Linked DNA regions of Homo sapiens: region 1 is linked to region 2. A link is an interaction called in ENCODE POLR2A ChIA-PET data of the cell type or tissue named here. Cell type or tissue: K562. All regions are shown on one strand. Each heading gives the region's core, and the rest is flanking DNA. Links, peaks and the distances in the headings are about the cores only.

Region 1 (4,387 bases), core at 120-4,119, 420 kb before region 2:
ATTTCATTGACAGGAGATCAGTCATGCGGGAGACAGAGTTATTACTCAAATCAGTCTCCCCAAAGGCTCAGAGGTTAGGGTTTTTCAAGGATAGTTTGGTGTGGAGGGGTCTAAGGAATGGGGAATGTTGATTGGTTGGGGATGAAATCACAAGAGTATGGAAGACGGTCTTCAGGTGCTGAGTCTGCCTCTGGGTGGGGGCCACAGAACTGGATGAATCACAGGTCTGGGTGGAGTCAGCCAGTTATGAGAAATGCAAGAGTCTGAAAAGACATCCCAAAAGGTCAATCTTAGGCTCTGCAATAGTGATGTTATCTACAGGAGTAAGAGGGGACGTTCCAAATCTTGTGACCTCTGGGACAATGGCTGGTTACATTTAACTACACATACATCTTAGCAGAATTCAGGCCCCCCTCACAGCCCTAACCTTGTGGTCTTTCATTAGTTTTACAAAGGCAATTTAATTTTGGGATAGGTTATCATCATCCTTGCTATAGGTCAAACTATAAATTCCTCCCAAGGTTAGCTTGGTCCACACCATAATTGACCAAGGACAGCTTGGAGGTTAGAAGCAAGATGGAGTCAATTATGTCAGATTTCTCTTACTGTCAGAATGTTGCAAAAGGAGTTTTAGAACATGGTGAAAACAGGCCGGGCGCAGTGGCTCACGCCTGTAATCCCAGTACTTTGGGAGGCCGAGGTGGGCGGATCACGAGGTCAGGAGATCGAGACCATCCTGGCTAACATGGTGAAACCCCATCTCTACTAAAAATACAAAAAATGAGCCAGGTATGGTGGCGGGTGCCTGTAGTCCCAGCTACTCGGGAGGCTGAGGCAGGAGAATGGCGTGAACCCGGGAGGCGGAGCTTGCAGTGAGCCGAGATTGGGCCACTCCACTCCAGCCTGGGCAACAGAGCGAGACTCCATCTCAAAAAACAAAACAAAACAAAAAAAAAAACATGGTGAAAAGATTCAGACCAGTTGCTGCCTCTGGGAAGGTAGGAATTGACTGGATAGGGAGAAGAACTTTCAGAGGAGCTGGAGATGTGGCAGGTCTTGATGTGAGTGGCATTATGTGCATGTAGACATGTAGAAGCCATCAACCTGCACATTTAAGATGTATGCAGTTTACTGTATATAAATTACATCTTAATTGTTTTTTAGCTGGACTAGATCCTCTCTGAGCTTCTTCTAATTCTCTTGCCTTTAGGGTTCTGGGGTAGAGTGCAGCTACTCTGCAGCCTCACTTCTGTGGGCTCCTTTGGGGGCAGTGTGCTGTGGCCAGAGGGGCCAGGACAGGAATTCACAGACCTGGGCACTGGACACTGGCCAGGTACAGTCATGGGGAGCAGAAGCAGAATGAAAGCAGAGGAAGCCAGTCGGTGGCAAGAAGGTGAAGCAGAAAGAGAGAAGAAAGAAGAGAGGAGGAAAAGGGGAAAGAGAGAGATAAAGGAAGGCTAAGAGAGAGACGAAGAGGAGGGCAGAGAGCCCAAGAGTGACAGACGAAGGAAGAGACTGAGAGAGGTAGACACAGAGAGAGCTAGGGAAAGAGACAGAGAGAGGCCGATTGCCATGTGTGGCCCCAGCGAGGCAGCTGTTTTGCATTTTACTCAGTTTGTTTTCAGCCCTGACTTCCATATCCTATAAGGCCACCTGGGTTCCAAGCCTGTCCCTGAATCTCCACGACCCTGAGCTGTACTTGCTTCCAATGAAGACCCGATTACCTTGTGCGGACTTGAGGGAGGCCCTCTTTCTCGTGCAGCCTGAAATGTGTCCCCGGTGCTGGGTGGTCATTCCTTTCTTGTGTGTCAGCCTCACCTCAAGAACTAGGAGTGTCTGGAGGGTAGGAAGACGCTGCCACCCACTTGCATCCTCTAATCTTCCACAGCTGACCCCAGTGGGTGAAGGTCAGATAGCTGAGTTGAGCAGTTACTTCATCATCTCTACCAGGAAGCATTCAAGGGCGTTACAAGGTGCTCATACCCTTCAGATGTGCTTGGGACAATGGCCCCAGCCCCTGGGCCTCCCTGCTAGGTCCTGGTTGTGGGACTGGGGAGAAACTGGTGGGGGCAACAGAGGGGGTAGGGTGGGAGCAAGATGTCCAGGTTGGAAAACAGTGGAGGCATCTTCTGTGCTGGGCGAAGTAGGGTGGGCCCTAAATGGGAAGATTGGTCGCACAGTAGAACTGGAGGCATTAGAAGGTGGGGCTCACTCAGCCAAGAGGTGCAGGGTGAGTCAAGCAAGGCTGTGGGAAGGCCTTGGGGCCGGTATGCTGGAAAGACCTGGGCAGGCGTGGTATGTCTGTTGCACAATTTTCCAGTGGTCACTGGACTTTGGCTGAGTAGCCAGAACCCAAATCCTCCTCTGCCTGCCTTCCAGACAGCCAGAAGGCCCAGGGTCCCAGCTGAGTGGATTAACTACCAATCACCACATAAGCGGCCCAGTTTGAAATTTGAGGGATGGCACGAGGTCCAGCTTCTGCTAGGACTTCTCTCATCCACTGCCAAGAGAGTTTTGTCTGAAGGCAGCCCTAAGCGCATGCTAGGCATGCCTCAGTTTTGTGTCCGGGATGACTGGGCTTTCTGGAGTCTACAGTGTGCTTACCGACTGTGGGCTGTTTTCTGCCTGACGGCCCAGCCCTGAGATCTGGGACTTTCCATCTTTTTGTTCTCAGATGGCCTGGTCTGAGGCCTTAGATCTTTGGGAATGTCTTTGCCTGTGTCCCAAGGGTGACACTAAGGAGGTCTGAGTTCTCTTCCATTCCCTCTGGCTGGAATGCTGTGAGTGTGGCTGGAGGATGTCTTGCATGTGGTTCCCATCTGCATCTTCAATAGCCTTCCAGCAAGACAGGAGGCTGACAGGGTCTCTGTTCTAATGGGAGCTGCATGGGTGTTTTAGTCAACAGGGAGACTTGTCTTTGAGGAACTGGGGAGAAAGCAGAGATACTTTTCACTTCTCCCACATCACTTTTATTCCATGTTGTATCAACAGCCGATCTTGGGTGTAGAATTAAAATCTTATTTTTGAGCAGATTCTGGCCCCACCACTAAGTTGCTGTGTGACCTGGGGCCACCCACTTGCCATCTCTGTGCCTCAGGTTCCTCGCCTGGCTGTACCTCTTCCCACTTAGTGATCCATGGCTCCTGTGAGCTCCAAACCTGCCAGTCCTCTGAAAGAAATCACAATTTTCCTTGTGTTTCAAAAACCAAGGACAAGCACTGATATGCAATCGTTCATCGCTCTCCTGGCCCCCAACAATGTAAGCCTTGGTTTCTCTGTAGGTGGAGTTAGTGTAATCAGCCCTCCCAGGCTGCAGAAGGAACTGGTACTTGTGGGATTTGCAAACTGAAATAAGTGATGCAAAGATTTATACCAATATCCGCCCCAACCCTCCCAGGTCCCACGAGTGTAATTTCCTTGCCTGTGTTCCCCACAACACCCTGTGTTCCTCGGGCCTGTCCTCCCTCAGCAGGGCCTGCAATGGCCAGTCCTTACATTCTGAGAGCCTGTGCCTAATGTCTTGTGTCCCTAATATCTTGTGTGTGTGTGTTGGGGTGTGTATGTATTGGGGCGTATATGTGTTGGAGTATGTGTTTGTTGGGGTGTGTGTGTGTTGTGTGTGTGTGTATTGGGGTGTGTGTTGGAATGTGCCTAATGTCTTGTGTCCCTAATATCTCTGGGAGGTGGGGAGCAGTATCACTTCCACTTTAAGGACAAGACGCCTGGATCCCAGAGTTTAGACCACGTAACTGCACCTACGGTTCTTATTTCTCCCCAGGCTTAGCTTTAAGCTGTGCCTTGAAGCTGGGGATGTGTGAGACTGTGTGTGTGTGTGTGTGTGTGTGTCTGTGTATGAGTGCATTGGTCTGTGTGTGTATTGAACTGTGTGTGTTGGGTTGTGTGTGTGTTGGGGGTATGTGTTTTAAGGCGTGTGTTGGGGTATGTGTGTTGAAGTATGTGTGTGTTGGAGTATGTGGGTGTTGGTGTCCGTGGGGGGATTGTGTGTGTGTTGGGGTGTGTGGGTATTGGGCTATGTTGGAGTATGTGTGTGTCAGAATGTGTGTTTTGGGATGTTTGTGTTGGGGTGTGTGTGTTGGGGCATATGTGTATTAAGGTGTGTGTGTTGGAGTATGTGTGTGTTGGAGTATGTGTGTATTGATGTGTGTGTGTATTGGGGTGTGTGTGTTGGAGTATGTGCGTGTTGAAGTATGCGCGTGTTGCTGTGTGTGTGTGTGTTGGGGTGTGTATGTATTGGGGCATGTATGTGTTGGAGTATGTTTTTGTTGGGATGTGTGTGTGTTGGGTGTGTGTGCATTGGGGTGTGTGTTGGAATGTGTGTGTTGGGATGTGTGTTGGAGTGTGCATTGGGGTGTGTGTTGGGGTATAT
Region 2 (4,387 bases), core at 314-4,313:
CTTTAACCTGGGAAGCCGAGGTTGCAGTGAGCCGAGATCGTGCCACTGCACTCCAGCCTGGGCGACAGAGCAAGACTAGTCTCCAAAAAAAAAAAAGGCGAAGGCTGTTTTATTGATTTTCCAGCAGTCTTGTGGGTCAGAAGCCTCTGTAGTTCCCTGTTTTCTTTATCAAATAGTGTTACTTATGCATGATGCAACTGACTGTACTTAAACACTGATATCTCAATCCTTATCTGAAGATAGTTTTTGCTCTGTTTTCCTGCTAGTTTTATTAGTCCTGCTAATGAAAAAACCCTATTATCTGAAGATATGAGAAAAGAACTTCAGCGCCAGCAATGGGAGGAAGAAGAAAGAGAGGCCCTGAAGAGGCCCATGGGGCCCGTACATTATGAAGACATTCGGGAAAATGGTATGACTATTTTCTTGCAGCTTTGCAAATCTTATTTTTAACCTTAAACTGATGGCAAACATAAAGGGAAGTATTCATAAAGCAATAGCTTTTACATGGAAATTAAAGATCCTGCTTTGGAAATAGAAAATATCTCCTTTGTTCACTTCATAGCCTTAAAATACTCACATTTGGGAATATCTTCCTGACAGAGGGTCTGGTAATCCAAGGGATTGTTCCCTGAGAGAAGTGGAGACAGCCCATGGCTGAAAGCAAACGAACCCTTGTTATGCTTCCCTTGGCAAACAGGACGAAAACTTGGTCTAACTTTTGTGTTTCTTTGGTTTTTTGTTTCTTCGCTTAGCTGTTTTCTTTTTCTTTTTAAAACTTGTGCCAAATATCACTGTGTTTCTTTTTGCTTTGGTAGGAAATGTGGCTTGAGTGTAGTTGAATGATCAGGACAGTCTGATCTTTTGGGTAATTCATACTTCTTTCAGAGGCCCGGCAACTTGGTGTTGGGTATTTTGCCTTTGCCCGAGACAAAGAGTTGAGAAACAAGCAGATGAAAACCTTAGAGATGCTGCGTGAACAGGTACAGATAAATCCCAAGTGACTGTGAGGAAAGATGTGAGCGCTTGGTTTCTTGCTGGACCATACTGCAGAAAAATCTAGTAAATTAGTTAGAAATTAAAATTGATATTCAGAATTGCATAAAGGTAGTTGCCATACTATTTTTGTGTTTCAAATTTTATAACTGCTCACAAGTAACCTGTGTAACTTTGATGTTTTAAATCTGGTCCCAAATGTGGTACTTTTGGGGTGGCTTGGATGGGAAAATAGAAAGTTACTTAAAGGATTAAGGTGTAGGACGGAATGGGTTGGTTTTCTTGAGTGTTAAGGCTTGCAAGATGCTCTGTGAACTCTTATGAAACTTTGTAAGACATCAGAGGGTTCATAGGAGAGTACTTCATAGGGCTTCATTGTGAGGATCTCAAGGACAGCTTCTTAGAGGTGGCCTGAAGATCAATTAACTAGTCTATTTTTAGAAGAAAATTTCATCTTTTTGGACAGGAATATTGCAAATTTGGCTTCAAGCAAATAATTTTCTGATTTTCTGTTCAGACAACAGATCAGAGAACAAAACGAGAAAACATAAAGGAAAAGCGAAAGGCTATCTTAGAGGCAAGACTTGCCAAACTTCGACAAAAAAAGATGAAAAAATCAAAAGAAGGTGGAACAGAAGAAGAAAATAGAGGTATATCATGGCTATGTTGCTGAACTTCAAAAGGGAAAATTTTATTTCCATTGATGTCTTGCTAATAGGGCTGGCAATGTGAAAATTAGCCATTTAGTTTTATATTTAAGCAAACAGTATACCTTTGAGGTACTGGCAGGAGCAATTTTTATAACCAAAGTGATGCAGAATGACATTCAATATTTTTAGGCTATAGATGAGGATATGAAGCAACAATACATTGTGTTGCATCTTAGAATGGCATAGTCTTGTAATTGAGACTTAGTAAAGAGATATTTTAAGATAAAGTTTAGCTTTGCATATATATGTTTTAGACTTAAATTTTTTGCTATTGGTTATTTTATATATATATTTAAAGAAATTTATATTCATAAAGTTACATAGTAAAAGAATTTAGAAATATGAATATCGACAGCTTGCCAAAGCTTACCAAAGAACTGTGCTCCAGAAGTTGGTGATGTGGAACTTGGAGCACGGTTCCCCTTGGAAACACTGTTAAATGCTATGTCAGACTAGCTTATTGCATGAGTTGTGGTAGTACAGGCTAAATTGCCATCAATCTAGAGACTCCTACATAGAATGGCTCAAACAAAATAGAGATCTGTTTCTCTACTTAACAACTTGGAGGTAGGTGGGTGAGTGGGTATCCAGGGCATGTGAGTAGCTCTGCCCTAGATGGTCATCTAGTCCCAGGCTTCCTCCAGGCTTGCTGTTTCTGCCATTTCCTAGAGTATTTTTCTCTTCTGCATAGTCAAAGCTTGCTCCCCTGCTCACCTGTTCATGATCCAGCCTAGGGGTAGGCAGGGAGACTGGGAAGGGGAGCCACCTTCCTTTTTAGAGATGTGAGTGGGAAGTTACATACAGCCTATGCATTTACATCCTGCTGGCCAGAGCTCAGTCCTGTGGGCCACACCTCACTGTAGGAGAAGCTGGGAAATGGCCTCTCCAGCAAGGTGGCCACATGCTCAGCTGCAACCGGGGGGCATTCTGTTACCCAAAGGAAAAGGAGGAGTGTGGGTATGAAGGGACGTATAGCTCTCCAGCTCTCACAAAGCTTATGTGAAGCCATGGGCCATTTCCTAATGTCTGAACAAAACAGACCAGAAACATTTAGGAATTTGAAAACCATCTGTTTAGTTTCAGATAAATGCTCGCTCTATAACATGTTAAGCTGTGCAGATTGTTTCTCAAATTTTGCTCCATCTCCTGAACATCTGTCATGTCCAGAAAATGTGAAGCGCCACCACAGTGTTTTTTAAAAATCCATTTTTCTTTTACATTTTAAAAATGTGACCAAAATTGAACAGCCTACACCAGACCCCAGCTGTTCATCCCCTTGGCTCTGCTTGCTTCGCCTGAGATTGTGATGTTAGTTGAGTGATTTGGGGATTTCTGGTCCTGCAATTGCCAGTTTGGAGAAGCAGAGTGGCATAGTGAGGGGCACAGAGACTAAAATCCATCCAGCCCAGCCCAGGACTCCAGCCCGTATCACTTTCTACCTGTGTACCATTTCTGAGCTTAATTTTCCCCCTCTATAAAATGGGGATAATATGGAAGTATTGAATTTATTAGGATTGTTACAAGAATTAAATGACCTGTTGTATACAAAAGACTTAATCCACTGCCTGGGACATGTTAGGTACTTCATAAATACTGATGGTTACTTTTACTTTCAGGATTAGCATGTTCTGTATTTTTAAAAATAGCTTTAGGCTTTTTTATAACAGTGTCTTATTCTTTTACAAAAAATAGATGGAGATGTTATTGGGCCTTTGCCACCGGAGCCAGAGGCTGTGCCAACCCCACGTCCTGCTGCCCAGAGTAGCAAAGTAGAAGTCATTGTCCAGGAGAGGAAGGACACCAAGCCTGGAGTGCCACACATCCGGGAGTGGGACCGCGGAAAAGGTAAGGGAGGTGGGCTCTGAGGTGTAAGAACTCTCCAGTGAATGGAAAATGGTTTTTTTTCTAGAAGCACTTGGGGTAAGTTTTAACTTCGTGCTGCCTTGTGTGGTTTTACAGCTTTGGAATGCCATTTCTCAGGACCTGCCTTTAAAGTATTATGAAAGTTTGGTGTTCTCATATGCTCTGTTTTTAGCAGCCTCTTTTATGTTCAGTTGAAAATGGTCTACATGCCAGTGTACTAACCTGGATTCACACATGGTTCCATTGGGGAATTTCCCTGGACATTTTTTCTGTAAATTCTCCAGAGTGTCCACAGCAGCCTCTCTGGAAGACTATGGTTTATGCCTCTTTGAAAAAGATCATTTCAGTAGAACATTAGCCCATGCTGTCTGAGCTGATAAGATCCAAAGCTAAAGTAAGAGAAATGCAAGAGCCACTGTTAGAAATAGAGATGAAATACCAGACAAGGTTGGACAGTTCCCTTTTGTGTCTTCCAAAACTCAATAACGGACAAAATTTGTATTTTGGTATGAAATACCTACAATGTCATGTCAAGCAGATAATTTGTCTGTATTTCTCTTTTTCTGTATTTCCCCATCTAGAGATAGTCACTCCCTTTTCTTAGCCTGGTCTTTTATACTCGTTGTAGGTATTACTTATACCTTGTAATATAGTTTTGCTGTTGCCATTCTTATTCTTTGGATAATTTGTGGTGGCTTTTAAGAAATATATGATACAATTAGATAATAGTAACAATAAATTCAACTGATTCGTTAATCAGTTCTAATAACTTTCTTTCTTATTTTTACCAGAATTTTCCTTTGGATACTGGTCGAAGAGGC

The links. Peaks named below come from ENCODE experiments on the same cell type or tissue, not always from the same donor. Only the 100,000 strongest peaks of a DNase experiment are listed, where the experiment ranks them.
Region 1: POLR2A ChIA-PET joins it to region 2 with 6 read pairs; 2 of 35 experiments call an interaction of 5 or more read pairs at or near these places.

The regions. Positions count from the first base shown.
Region 1 is chr3:14,251,069-14,255,455 of GRCh38, forward strand. No RefSeq gene overlaps it. Among named protein-coding and RNA genes, the nearest start is that of LSM3, 74 kb to the left of the region's middle. RefSeq lists an enhancer at 1,201-2,400. In K562, for the core only: no CTCF peak of the experiment used is centred there; a DNase peak (open chromatin) is centred at 1,891.
Region 2 is chr3:14,666,539-14,670,925 of GRCh38, forward strand. It overlaps CCDC174 (coiled-coil domain containing 174), which reads left to right. Exons shown (of 11, transcript NM_016474.5): 7 at 267-409; 8 at 886-980; 9 at 1,511-1,643; 10 at 3,396-3,548; 11 at 4,358-4,387. Among named protein-coding and RNA genes, the nearest start is that of C3orf20, 6.4 kb to the right of the region's middle. In K562, for the core only: no CTCF peak of the experiment used is centred there; no DNase peak of the experiment used is centred there.